4 separate regions of the Homo sapiens genome follow, and regions 2, 3 and 4 are each linked to region 1. A link is a contact called in ENCODE Hi-C or POLR2A ChIA-PET data. All regions are on one chromosome and are shown on one strand. Each heading gives the region's core, a stretch centred on a gene start or an enhancer-like site at or near the end of the contact. The rest is flanking DNA. Distances are from core to core; before and after follow the strand shown. Region 1 holds the start of MAP3K8 (mitogen-activated protein kinase kinase kinase 8). Region 2 has its middle 25 kb from the start of SVIL. Region 3 overlaps LOC105376481 (a long non-coding RNA gene). Region 4 overlaps ZNF438 (zinc finger protein 438).

The links. Hi-C counts contacts between places; a loop is a spot of excess contacts on that map. ChIA-PET counts read pairs that join two places held with the same protein, here RNA polymerase II (POLR2A). Pooled maps may share reads with other maps.
Region 2: a pooled map shows a loop between it and region 1 (7-fold over the local background). The contact joins the enhancer-like site here to the promoter of MAP3K8 in region 1. A Hi-C loop is called at or near these places in 9 of 50 pooled maps. POLR2A ChIA-PET finds 5 or more read pairs at or near these places in 2 of 52 experiments (PC-9 and activated T-cell).
Region 3: a loop to region 1 is called in a map of naive thymus-derived CD4-positive, alpha-beta T cell, with 4 times the contacts of the local background. The contact joins the enhancer-like site here to the promoter of MAP3K8 in region 1. A Hi-C loop is called at or near these places in 1 of 168 maps with a recorded cell type or tissue (naive thymus-derived CD4-positive, alpha-beta T cell) and 5 of 50 pooled maps.
Region 4: a pooled map shows a loop between it and region 1 (3-fold over the local background). The contact joins the enhancer-like site here to the promoter of MAP3K8 in region 1. A Hi-C loop is called at or near these places in 4 of 50 pooled maps. POLR2A ChIA-PET finds 5 or more read pairs at or near these places in 2 of 52 experiments (activated CD4-positive, alpha-beta T cell and endothelial cell of umbilical vein).

The regions. Positions count from the first base shown.
Region 1 is chr10:30,432,650-30,435,629 of GRCh38, forward strand. It overlaps MAP3K8 (mitogen-activated protein kinase kinase kinase 8), which reads left to right and starts at 1,535. Exons shown (of 9, transcript NM_005204.4): 1 at 1,535-1,729. RefSeq lists enhancers at 1-403, 1,075-1,214, 1,935-2,034, 2,325-2,374, 2,499-2,980 and a silencer at 1,255-1,494.
Region 2 is chr10:29,658,152-29,661,131 of GRCh38, forward strand. It overlaps a transcript of SVIL not described here. Among named protein-coding and RNA genes, the nearest start is that of SVIL, 25 kb to the left of the region's middle. RefSeq lists an enhancer at 385-1,584. Within about 2 kb of position 1,565, at least 25 of the 41 ENCODE cell types and tissues checked have a DNase peak (open chromatin) inside an H3K27ac peak, as active enhancers do; they include PC-9, where a contact is called at or near this core.
Region 3 is chr10:31,127,840-31,130,819 of GRCh38, forward strand. The region is part of intron 2 of LOC105376481 (a long non-coding RNA gene); the gene reads left to right. LOC105376482 (a long non-coding RNA gene) reads right to left here. Exons shown (of 4, transcript XR_001747412.2): 3 at 2,570-2,679; 4 at 2,144-2,332. Among named protein-coding and RNA genes, the nearest start is that of LINC02664, 59 kb to the right of the region's middle. Within about 2 kb of position 1,597, at least 7 of the 41 ENCODE cell types and tissues checked have a DNase peak (open chromatin) inside an H3K27ac peak, as active enhancers do.
Region 4 is chr10:30,979,585-30,982,564 of GRCh38, forward strand. All of the region lies in intron 2 of ZNF438 (zinc finger protein 438), which reads right to left. Among named protein-coding and RNA genes, the nearest start is that of ZNF438, 51 kb to the right of the region's middle. Within about 2 kb of position 1,532, at least 13 of the 41 ENCODE cell types and tissues checked have a DNase peak (open chromatin) inside an H3K27ac peak, as active enhancers do.

The DNA of each region.
Region 1 (2,980 bases), core at 285-2,784:
CTCAAGGGATCCCCCTACCTCAGCTTCCGAGGAGCTAGGATGACACGCGTGAGCCACCATGCCTGGCTAATTTTTAGATTTTTTGTAGAGACGGGGTAGCTATGTTGCCCAGGCTGGTCTCCAACTCCTGACCTCAAGTGATCCTCCCGCCTCGGCCTCCAAAGCGCTGGGATTACAGGCGTGCGCAACCGCGCGGAGGCAATCTAGAAACTGCAGAGGGAGCACGGACCTGGGCACTGGGAAGAATAGGGCGTGGACTTGGAGTGTGACCGCGTTTGAATCTGGGTTGTGCCTGGGACACCCCACCTCCTGGGCCGTAGGTGGGGGGGGAGAGAGAGAGAGAGAGAGAGAGAGAGAGAGGATGTCGACCTTACATGGCTCCTAGCTCTCCGCGCTCTAGCCGAATGCCTGGTTCCTAGTGGGTGCTTGATACGTGGGAAATGTAGGGGGAGGGGGTGGCGGGGCATTGGGAATGTCCCGCAGAGTGGATTTCGGGAGAGTGGCGCTTTTCTCTAGAACTCTCTTCCGGTTACACCTGGAGTAAAAGCTTGACACTCTAGAAGGAAAACCCCAGATGAGCAGCTAGGACTGAGGGTTAGCGGTAGGCGGGAGCGGGGAGATAGTACAAGTACGCTTCCTAATGAGGCGGTGCCGCAAAATAACCAATTTTAATAAAGACTGCAGAGAAGAAAACCAGGTTCTGCTGGCGGAGTGCACAGGCTCCCAGCCGAGCGCCCAACAACCAGGTTCCGGGCCCACCCTGCCGCAGCCTCTTGGAAATCTCTAAGTTGGAATGTGTGCGTGCGCACCACGGGTCACTGCCCTCTTTGTGTGTGAATTTGAAGCGAAATCTGGGCGAGGCGGGGCCGTGCTACTAGCAATCGGACCCACAGTCGCGGTTCCAAGAAGCCCCGAAGCTTCCCCGGCTTCCCGCAGCACTGCTGGGAGGGCACACGGCGCCTCTGTCCCCACCCCAGAGCGTGGGGCGCGCGGAAAAAGGTCTGGTGACTGCCCTCCCCGCCGCCCCCCGGGAGCGTGCCCTCCCGCCGGACCCTGGGACTCCAGAGAAGCGCCGAGGGCGCGAGTACACTAAGATATACGACCTTCCCTGGGGACCGGGAAGGGCACAACCACCTCTTGCAACTCCGCCACTAAGACGCCTTGGGTCACCAGGCCCGGGGGAAAACTCGTCCCCGTCCCAGGCTCTCGATTCGGGCCGCAGCTCACGTCCCGCGCTCCTCCCTGCGCGCCGCTCTGCTCCTCCCTAGTCCCGCCTCCAGCTCCGCCCGGGCGCCCAGAGGGCAAATGAGGGGCGGCGGGGTGGCGGGTGGGGGGGAGACGCGGAATTTCCCAGCGCGGGGGCTCTGGCTTACCCTGCAACCGGGCAGTCTCTTTCTGTTTACGGAGAGAAAGGGGAAATGGAAAAGTCGGGGAGGCGGTGGCTGGCGTCCGCTGCGCCGCCCCTGGGCAGGCTCAGACGCCGTGAGTCAGGGGCAGAGCAGGGCGGTCTGAGCGTGCGGGCGACGCGGGTCTCACTCGTCCGCTCCGCTCTGGACTGCGCGCCACGCTCTGGGGTCCGGCGCCCTGGTTCCTGCTTCTGCCGCTGCCGCCGCCGGATCCCAGTGGCCCGGCGTGCTCGGCTCCCACAGGCCTGCAGCCAGCATCGCACCGAACCTTCGGGGGGCCGCGGCTGGAGCGCTCGGCCGGCGTGGGAGCGCCAAGGCCGCAGGTAATCCAGGGTTGGGGGTCTCCGGCGTGTCTTTCGGGTCGCGTCCCGCCTGGGTGCCCCGGGGATTCCCATGCAGAAATGGAGGGTGCCCCCAGCAGAGGGGAAAACTCTGGCGTGGGAAGAGGTGGGGGCGTGCCCACAGCTGCGCTCGCGGGTCGCCGGCTGCACCAGGCACAGCTGGAAAGCACCTTGCGCAAGGGTCTCACGGGGTGCAGACTCGCGACTCCTCCCCCTTCCTCCTCCTTCCCGTATCCGCAGCGCCAGGGCAGTGCTGGTCTGGGCAGTGCGCGGGGAAGCGGGGACCCGCTGTCACTGCGCCTCCCGCTGCCGACGCCGCCTGGACGGCCGCACTCTCCCTGCCCGAGACCCGGTGAGTGCAGCTCGGAGGCTGGAGGACCCGATCCTCCCAAATGCTGGGTGCTTTGATAATTTATAAGCCTTTTAGGCTCCCTTGACTTAGAGAACCAGGAGGAAAGGAGTGGGAGTGTGGGTTGGCGGAGCCCAGAGACTTGTGAATGGCTGGAACTAAATTCAAGTTTGTAACCCGGACTCTATCCCATGACTAAAGAGGTCATAGCAGAACACGAAGGCTGGGCTTTTGGTCTAAGAAAGAATACTAGGAGAAAAAAAAAGTTATTTTCACGGAAGTTGTTTTCGAGCGATAGTGCATGATCAGGACTCTGAAATTTTTCTAGCTCTGGGCGGAGAAGGACGCCTAGGGATTGTCTCCATAGTTAACAGGGGAAGGCCACCGGCTGCCTGTAAGAGAGAAACGTTGCGATGCTTGTCTATTTCACTTTTGGGAAGACAAGATTAAAGGCTGCTCTTGATAAAAAACAGGGACAGAAAGGCTCTTGCAGTTGCTTTACATACCTGTGGCCTGAGTCGTTTGTGCCAAGGAGAGTGTAATCCACTTCCAGCTGACGCCCCCAGCTCTCTGCGACGGATTGAGGTTTGTGTGCAGGACGTCTGGCATACGGCCCATGAGGACTTTGTCGTGTAAAGCAAATGGGAACGTTGAGGCATGTAGAGGTTTTGAAGCAGAGTGTCGGTCCTTCCTTCCATACGCCTGAAACGCATAATCCGGGGCTTTTTGAGAGCAAAAACATAGTCAGAAATGTGCCCTGAGGGAGAATGTACTATTTTGGCACACATATGTATATATGTATATATAATTTTTAAATTTTTTTTGAGAGGGGGTTTCACTCTTGTCGCCCAGGCTGGAGCGCAATGGCGCGATCTCGGCTCACT
Region 2 (2,980 bases), core at 315-2,814, 770 kb before region 1:
TGGATACTCTGCTGTGATTAATCTGCTGCCTCCAAAGAGCTTTTTCCCTTTCAAATACTCATCAACATCAGCAACTACAGATTACAGGCAGTGGTTAAAGTATCTTTTTAAACCTCTTATAAAAAGTGCTCAATAAAAGAATGCATTTTTCCCATTCATCGTAAACTCAGTGAATAAAGTCATTTCTATGCAATGGTTCTCCAAAGCTCTTATTTTTCTGGGAGGACTAAAATTGTATTATTTGGTCTATAAGCAAGAATCATTTTTGGTAAATATGAGTACTTTCTAAATTCAAATTTAAAATCAGATCCAAATATAGGGATGGCCAGGCATGGTGGCTCCCACCTGTAATCCTGGCACTTTGGAAGGTTGAAGTGGGAGGACTGCTTGAGGCCAGGAGTTCAAGACCAGTCTGCAACAAAGTGAAACCCTGTCTATACAAAAAATTGAACAAATTAGCTGAGCGTGGAGGTGTGCTCCTGTGCTCCCAGCTACATGGGAGGCCAAGGCAGGAGGATCACTTGAGTCCAGGAGGTTAAGGCTGCAGTGAGCCATGTTTGGATCACTGTACTTCAGCCTGGGCAACAAGGAAGACCCTGTCTTTAAAAAAATTAAAAACAAAAGAACAAATATGGAGGCTTGGGAACAGCAGCCTTGCCACAAAGGGACAACTGAGAAAATAAGAAATGGGTTGAAATTCATCACGAAGTTGGATGGAACTAACAAAGACCCAATTCCACAGAAAAAGACATGCTGGGTGGAGAGTTAGGAGACTGGAATAACTCACCGAAGGCATCAGGGTGAGTGATTTGGCTATGACTTGGTCTATGTCAAGCATTCCAGGCAGAGACAATCTCTGCATTTATTTTCCTCAAAGAGTGAGGGGAAACCCCACCTATGCTAGAATGTACCAGAGTAGAATTAAGGCAAACATGCATTTCCCCTTGTGGTTTGCCTGACGAGGTGCAATTTGTATGAAAGATGACTCACAAGGTTACAGAGTCATTCTTTAGACTCGAGGGTTGACACTCTGTGTGGTTCTTAATGACTCAGCCTGGGAGAGGTCCCCAACACAGAAGGCTCCAGCCCTGCAATCCCAGACTACAGAGGAAAGCCCCTCGTTTATCAGCTGGTTAGTGGTTAACAAGCGTGGCTTTGGGAAGTCTTTTGTCTTAGGCTATTGAGTTCCATCTTCTCATCTCCTCTCTGTTGTCTACTCAGCACTTCCTTGTATTCTTACCGCCGGAAAAAGTCAGAAAAGAATTCACTCAAGCACAGAGGGCTCTGAACTGGGCAACAGCTGGCACCACACCAGGCATTGCAAGAAACCACAGCTGAATTCCTTGGCGCTCATTTTTATAAATATTCCACAGGAAGGATGTCAGAAGCCTGGTTTATCCAGCATAGAGAGAATGGGGTTCATCTCCAGAAGCCCAGCCCCAGAGGCAACTTCTAGGAAAAAATCATCTTGTGATGGGTGCGGGGTCAAAGGGGAGTCAGCCCATGTGAAGTTCCCACAAGGTTAAAAAATAAATTATTGTCACCACTGCCTGGTGGAATTCAGACAGTCATGAACTCATTCTTGTAAGCCACAGAGATGGTTGCGGTAAACACAGACAAATTATTGGGTTTAAGCAGACCGTTTTTTGTTCCAACAATAAAAAAAATCATTTTCCCTTTCCTCCACAAATCTCTTTATTACTAAAAAGCTTTGATGCCTTGAGAACTGGGCTAGATCAATGTAAGCCTCTCTTTTTCCCCTGGGACTCCTCCTTAGGGCTCCAAACTGGTTTAAAAAATCCTTTGCCTGCTTAGGAAAAGGAGACCCTCTTATTGAACCAGCCACAAAAGAAAGAAAAAGAAAACTACTCAAAAAGAAAACAGGGGCTGGGCACAGTGGCTCATGTCTGTAATCCCAGCACTTTGGGAGGCTGAGGCAGGAGGATGGCTTGAGGCCAGGAGTTCAAGACTAAGCTGGGCAATACAGTGAGACCTTGTCTCTACAAAAAAATTAAAAATTAGCTGGGCCTGCCTATGGTCCCAGCTACCCAACAGGCTGAGGAAGAAAGATTGTTTGGGCCCAGGAGTTGCAGGTTACAGTGAGCTACGATTGTACCACTGCGCTCCAGCTCGGGCAACAAAGCAACACCTTGCTTGACTCAAAAAAAAAATTAAAAAGGCAGGGTGGGGTGGCTCATACCTATTGTTCCAGCACTTTAGGAGGCCAAAGTGAGAGGATCAATTGAGCCCAGGAATTTGAGACCAGCCTGGGCAACATAGCAAGACCCTGTGTTTACAAAAAATATAAAAAATTAGCCAGGCATGGTGTTGCACACCTCCCAGCTACTAGGGAGGCTGAGGTGGGAGGATCGCTTGAGCCTGGGAGGTGGAGGCTGCAGTGAGCCATGGTCTCACCACTGCACTCCAGCCTAGGCCACAGAGCAAAATTCTGGTGGGGGGAACGGGCCAAGAGAATCACAAGAAGCCAAGAAGAAAGGGCAGAATAGAAACATTCTCATCCCTCCCTCTTCTTAAAGAGAGTGCTAATCTCTGCCCAGACGCTCACGTCTTCCCCTGGCTCATTCCCCTCCTGACCTCTGGAGCATGGGCTCTCAAACTCATAGTGTGCACAGCAATCGCCTTGGGGCTCTACAACTGTGAGTCCAGATAGAAGAAAATCTGCAGTGAAATCATGAGCTCAGGGACAAAGAAGGAGTTTAAAAAGCCTGTGCCTGGGCCGGGTGTGGTGCCTCACGCCTGTAATCCCAGCACTCTGCGAGGCTGAGATGGGAGGATCATGAGGTCAAGAGATCAAGACCATCCTGGCCAACATGGTGAAACCCCGTCTCTACTAAAAATACAAAAATTAGCCAGGTGTGGTGGCACATGCCTGTAGTCCCAGCTATTCGGAAGGCTGAGGCAGGAGAATCGCTTGAACCAGGGAGTCGGAGGTTGCAGTGAGCCGAGATTGCGCCACTGC
Region 3 (2,980 bases), core at 347-2,846, 700 kb after region 1:
CGCCCATTCTAACAACTCCTTTGCTGAAAAGTGGGCTCCTTGCCCTGATGTGATATTATACGGATCCCATGAAGGTGGATTTAACACGATAGAAGCCCTTGAATAGTGGTGCTCACCAAAGTGCTAAGGGCAGGAAATGTGAACCCATGCCCAGGATATGGATATGTGCCCATTCAGGTTAAAATTAATTGCTGCATCTTCCAGGGTGGAAGGTATCCAGTGTAGTGAATTTGCCAGAGTGTCCGGTTGGTCTCCTTGAGGTATAGGCTCTACTGGGACCCCAGTATCACTCTCTGCTGCTAGAATGTTAGACATTTGGCAGTAGCAGTGGCTAGAAAAGCTTTGGTAAGCGGGAGCCAATACTGGTGGGCCCATGCATAGCTTCCATACCTGCCACCATGGCTATTCTATTCAGCGCCGGCCCTGGAGTGGATGATGACAGGGACTGCTGTCAACTGGTTAGTCATTTTGTCTACCTGTATGTTTAGTGCCTCTCTTGTGGGTGTTAACATGTGATACAAAGACCTTCAACACTCCTGTAGTCCATGCACGTGTCTCTACTCCAGACCTCCTTGTGGCCAATCTGCCAATCTGTCTCCTACTAGGCCCCTGCCCATTTGGTCAAGCCATTTGGTACTGCCCATAAGTCTGCATATATCACGACCCCAGGCCACTTCTCTTTCAAAACAAAGTGTATGACCAGGGACACCACCATCCACACTGTCTTTTAAGACCACCCTTGAATGGGACTGTAGCACAGTTCCCATTCATTTTCAGCTTGCACGGATGTACAGAGCTGGCCCATCCATGAAGCAAGCTTGAGCTCCTTCCTCTTAGTCAGCTAATCATAAGGGTCTTACATATGGCTGTGGGTGTGAGCTGAGAGGGAAGTGCTGGTACAGTAATAGTGGATGGCTATTGTGCAGCTTGACTGTGCCCTCTGGTCCTGCTTAGGCCTAATCCCAGATGTACCAGTCCAGTCTTACAATGGATTGTTCCAGGGCCTATCCAATGACATGACATAGTGGTTTCGACAGAACCCAGCTCCTGATGGGCTGCTTTGGCCACATGGTCACTTTGTGTCCCATGGTCAGATACTGTGTCTCTATGAGGTCCCCATAGCATGCCAGAACTGTTGTTCAAAGTTGTATAATTCTCGCTGTGGATGGCATAATTTTGTTCCAGGCTTGTTAGTGATTAAACAAATTCAATAAATCATCTCCAAATGAAGACAGTAAAGTTTTTACACTTACTTTTCAAAACCACAATTTTCTCATCATTTTTAAAAAGCTACATCATATAGTAAGAGTATTCAATGTGACTTTGGGACTTTTAGACATGATTTTTTTAAAAAAGGTCTACTCACACCAATCTTTGCTTATTTATATCAAATCCACAAATACAGCAGGATGAAATGAACAAATAAAAAAACTTAGGAGTAAGTTAAAAATATGGCTTGGAAAAATAACACAGGGCCAAGTTAAAGTTAGCAGACAAAAGCACAGGGCCAGAATTCCCAACCAGTTGCTGGATCTGCACTGTAAACTCCATTCTGGGTCCTGCTGTGACTGTTGCCAAGACATCATGACTCAGCACTCTCCCTGAGACCCACCACATGCAACGCAAGGAGACAGGTTACCCCATCACCCATTTCATGCACACACCAGGATGCAGATGCACTCAGTGAAAAGAGGACTGAGCTTTCTGCATTTGGAAAACTGCCTGAGATGGTGGGGGTGTGTGAAGATAGCCTAGGCAGTGTAACTCAATTTAGTTAAAAAAAAAAAAAAAAAAGGCAGCTGGGCGCAGTGGCTCATGCCTGTAATCCCAGCACTTTGGGAGGCCGAGGCGGGCGGATCACGAGGCCAGGAGTTTGAGACCAGCCTGACCAACATGGTGAAACCCTGTCTCTACTAAAAATACAAAAATTAGCCAGGTGTGGTGGCGTGCACCTGTAATCCCAGCTACTCATGAGGCTGAGGCAGGACAATCACTTGAACCCGGGAGGTGGACGTTGCAGTGAATCAAAATCATGCCGCTGCACTCCAGCCTGGGCAACAGAGTGAGATTCCATCTCAAAAAAAAAAAAATATGACTTGAACTTAGTCTTGGTCCTCCGGACAGCAGATCCTGAGACAAACGCTTGAGTGCAAAAATTTATTGGGATGTGTGATCCAGCAAGTAGGAGTAAAAGACAAGACGGATGAAGGACAGAGGATGGAAACCAATACAAGGATGAGTTATTAAGTTGGCCACAGCTCCTGGCGAATGGTTCCTGGCTGTTTCTGGGCTGCCTGAGGAGTTGCATGAAAGATGTTTCAGGGCTGTCCATCTGGGGGAAGAAAGGAAAACATTTATCCATTAGCACTTAGACTCCATTGATCACTCCTGGGTTGGGCAAAATGCATGGGCCCCCGACGGCTTAGAGAAGCTCCAGGGCAGACTCTGGAAGCTCCAGCAGAGGTGTGAGGCAAAGGCATGAGGCAAGGCCCCAGCAGGAAGCTGCTCAGAACCTGCATCAGTAGCTGGAATGAGGGACAAGGGACACCCAAAGGCACTGAGGTCATACCCAAGAGGTGCCTGGTGCACAGTCCAGATTTAAAATTGGTTGCTGCTGGAAAACCATCTTCTTAGAATCTGTTCATCTTTAGCAAATTGCTGATCCCTAAGTAATGACCCCTGTAAGAGTTAAGTAATGTCAGCAGGATACTTGTTTCAAGCACCATTCCATCCATGAACAGAGCCAGCATTTGCAAGTATGTTCTTTGCTTCCTGTGTCAAAATATGAAGCTTTCATGAATGCTCCAGAGATTATATCTGAAAACAGATTTACTCCAGACATCTAGTCTAGCACATGCGGCCCAACTTAATGTCCTATAGAGATAATAAAGAGTTGAAAGAATAAAACTGTTCATTTTATACACATAGGTAAGAAACCATATCTCCACTCATTTTCAGAGCATCTTTGACTTTCCAGAAG
Region 4 (2,980 bases), core at 282-2,781, 550 kb after region 1:
ACAGAGGCCTCAGAAATAACATCATGCATCTACAACCATCTGATCTTTGACATATCTGGACTTCTTGGTCCAGAGCTGAGTTCAAGTCCTGGATATCCTTGTTAATTTTCTGTCTCATTGATCTAATATTGACGGTGGGGTGTTAAAGTCTCCCACTATTATTGTGTGGGAGTCTAAGTCTCTTTGTAGCACTCTTTAAACTGAGGAGAAATCTCTCTCTGTAACTTTTCCCCATTGATTCTAGCTATGACTTTCTGTAGATCTAAATCCAGTCCTTCTTATTCTTGAAAGCAATCCAAATTACCAAAACTAGGAATGCTAAAGCTGTAATATTTTTATTGTGACTCTACTGATACATGTGCTAGAGAGTCTTGGATATGCACTTTTCTTCTCTCTAAATCTACCTCCACTGGTACTAGGCTAAACTGGTTGGAGTGAGGGGTGTGGGATCACGGAACCAGGAGAAGCTAGCTGATTACAAATGGACTTGGGAGTATCTAAGGAATAGCAAGAAGGCATGTGTGGCTAGAGGAGAGTGAGCAAGACAGTGAGTGACAGGAGATAAAGTCAGCAGGCCTGTTAGAACATGTGAGACAACGTTTCATCCTGTGTGTGCTGGGTAGCCACTGAAGGGTTCTGAACAGAGGAATGACAGAAACTGTTTAACATTAAAAAAAAAAAAAAAAACACCTTTTACTCCTATATGGAGGACTGACTGGAGAGATACAATGAGGAGATAAGGAAGGCCGGTTAGAAGACGATATTATCACCTAGGTGACTTATGACAGTGACTTACAATAGGGCAGTAAGGGTGAGGAGTGGGGTAGGAGTAATTTGGGATACATTTTGAAAGGCAGGCATATAAGCCTTACTAATGGACTGGATGTGGGATATGGAATAAAAAGTCACACATGACTTTGAGTTTTTGGCCTGGAACAACTGGGTATATCACTTACCCAGGGAGAAAAGTTCAAGATTTACATTTTAGACATACTAAGTTTGAAATGTTTATTAGACTCCAAAATGGAGATGTTGAAAAGACATAAAAATAAGTCTAGAACTCATGGGAGAGACCAAAGTAAAGAAATTGTAAATTTGGGAGAACAGATGGCATTTAAAACATGGGATCATATGAGATCGTGTGGAAAATAAATACAGAAGGCTAAGGACTGAGCCCTGAGAAATGTCAACTTTTAGAGACCATAAAGAAGAGAAGATAGCAAAGGAGATTTTGTACTTTTATGACTCTTCCTCAAAAAGAAGTTAGAATTATTTTATGTCTACAAACTATGAAGTCCATAGCCAACCATCATAATCCTCTTCAAAAACCACTTTTTAGAGTCACATGCCTACTCTATTTCTGACTCCTGACCAACTAACAATCTGAATAGCTACATTTCACCTGTCAGCTGTTCAACTACCCCATCCCTGGTCTCTGGCATGTGTTGCAGTTTCTGGATCAAAGTTTTCACAACAGCTAGGAACTTCTAGTTGTCCAACAGTTACCAGGAGGCACGTGGAGAGCATGTTCCCCAGAGCTGCCAAAAGTTCTTGGCATATGATCAACGAAGCACACAATGAATGAGTGTTCAGCAATTAATCAGGTGACAGAGAACAACTGACATGTTAGGGGACTGCAGAATGAGCCAGAGTAAAGCTAGACAAGAAACACAAGTCCTTACTCCAGGCTGCTCACCCCAGGAGAATCCACTCTAGGTCACCCAGTGTGATCAGATATTCTTACCTAGAAAAGCTGAAATAATCCGAAGTTTACTACGTGTTTATGGAAACATGACAGCATTTCCTGGGAGCTGCTTATATCATGAACAAACAGTAGGTACTGTACATAATAGGCACTTGTTCTGTCCGCCTCCCCATCTCAGAATTAGACTGGAGACAGCTCTTCTCTCTCAGCCTCATCTGTAAAGGGAATTCCAGCCTATCTCATAGGTAATTATGAAGATTATATGAGATAATGTAAGTAAAGTGCCTGGTACATAGAAAATGTTCAGGCCGGGCGTGATGGCTCACACCTGTAATCCCAGCACTTTGGGAGGCCGAGGCAGGGGGATCATGAGATCAGGAGTTCGAGACCAGCCTGACCAACATGGTGAAACCATGTCTCTACTAAAAATACAAAAAAAATTAGCTGGGCTGGTGGCGTGCACCTGTAATCCCAGCTGCTCAGGAGGCTGAGGAAGGAGAATTACTTGAACCCGGGAGGTGGAGGTTGCAGCAAGCCGAGATTGTGCCATTGCACGCCAGCATGGGTGACAGAGCGAGACTCCATCTCAAAAAAAAAAAAAAAGTTCAATATATACTAGCTATTCTTATTTACACTTTGATGACCACAAATTACAATCAGCTGAATGGTAAGCATGTCCCTAAAAACAATACTTTTAATGCTCTTCTAGCACAGAATAATAAGTTTTTCTTGTTTGCTTGTTTTGTGTGAACTATTACATGATCAATGTAATTTAAACTTGGCCTGAGAAAACCATCCTTTTTCTCTTTCTTTTTTTTTTTTTTATTTTTGAGATGGAGTCTCGCGCTGTCACCCAGGCTGGAGTACAGTGGCGCGATCTCGGCTCACTGCGAACTCCGCCTCCCGGGTTCACACCATTCTCCTGCCTCAGCCTCCTGAGTAGCTGGGACTACAGGCACCTGCCACCACGCCTGGCTAATTTTTTGTATTTTTAGTAGAGACGGGGTTTCTCCATGTTAGCCGGGATGGTCTCGATCTCCTGACCTCGTGATCCACCTGCCTCAGTCTCACAAAGTGCTGAGATTATAGGCATCAGCCACCGCGCCCGGCCATCCTGTCTTTTTCTCAACTTCCCAACCAAGGTTAGCACAATCATGTTAAACAACTAAAAAATAGATTATAATTCTTTAACTATAATTCTATTAACATGAGACTGTTAACACCAATTCTGGCTAAAGACTACCAAGCAACACAGAAATTTCCAAGCCGGACAAT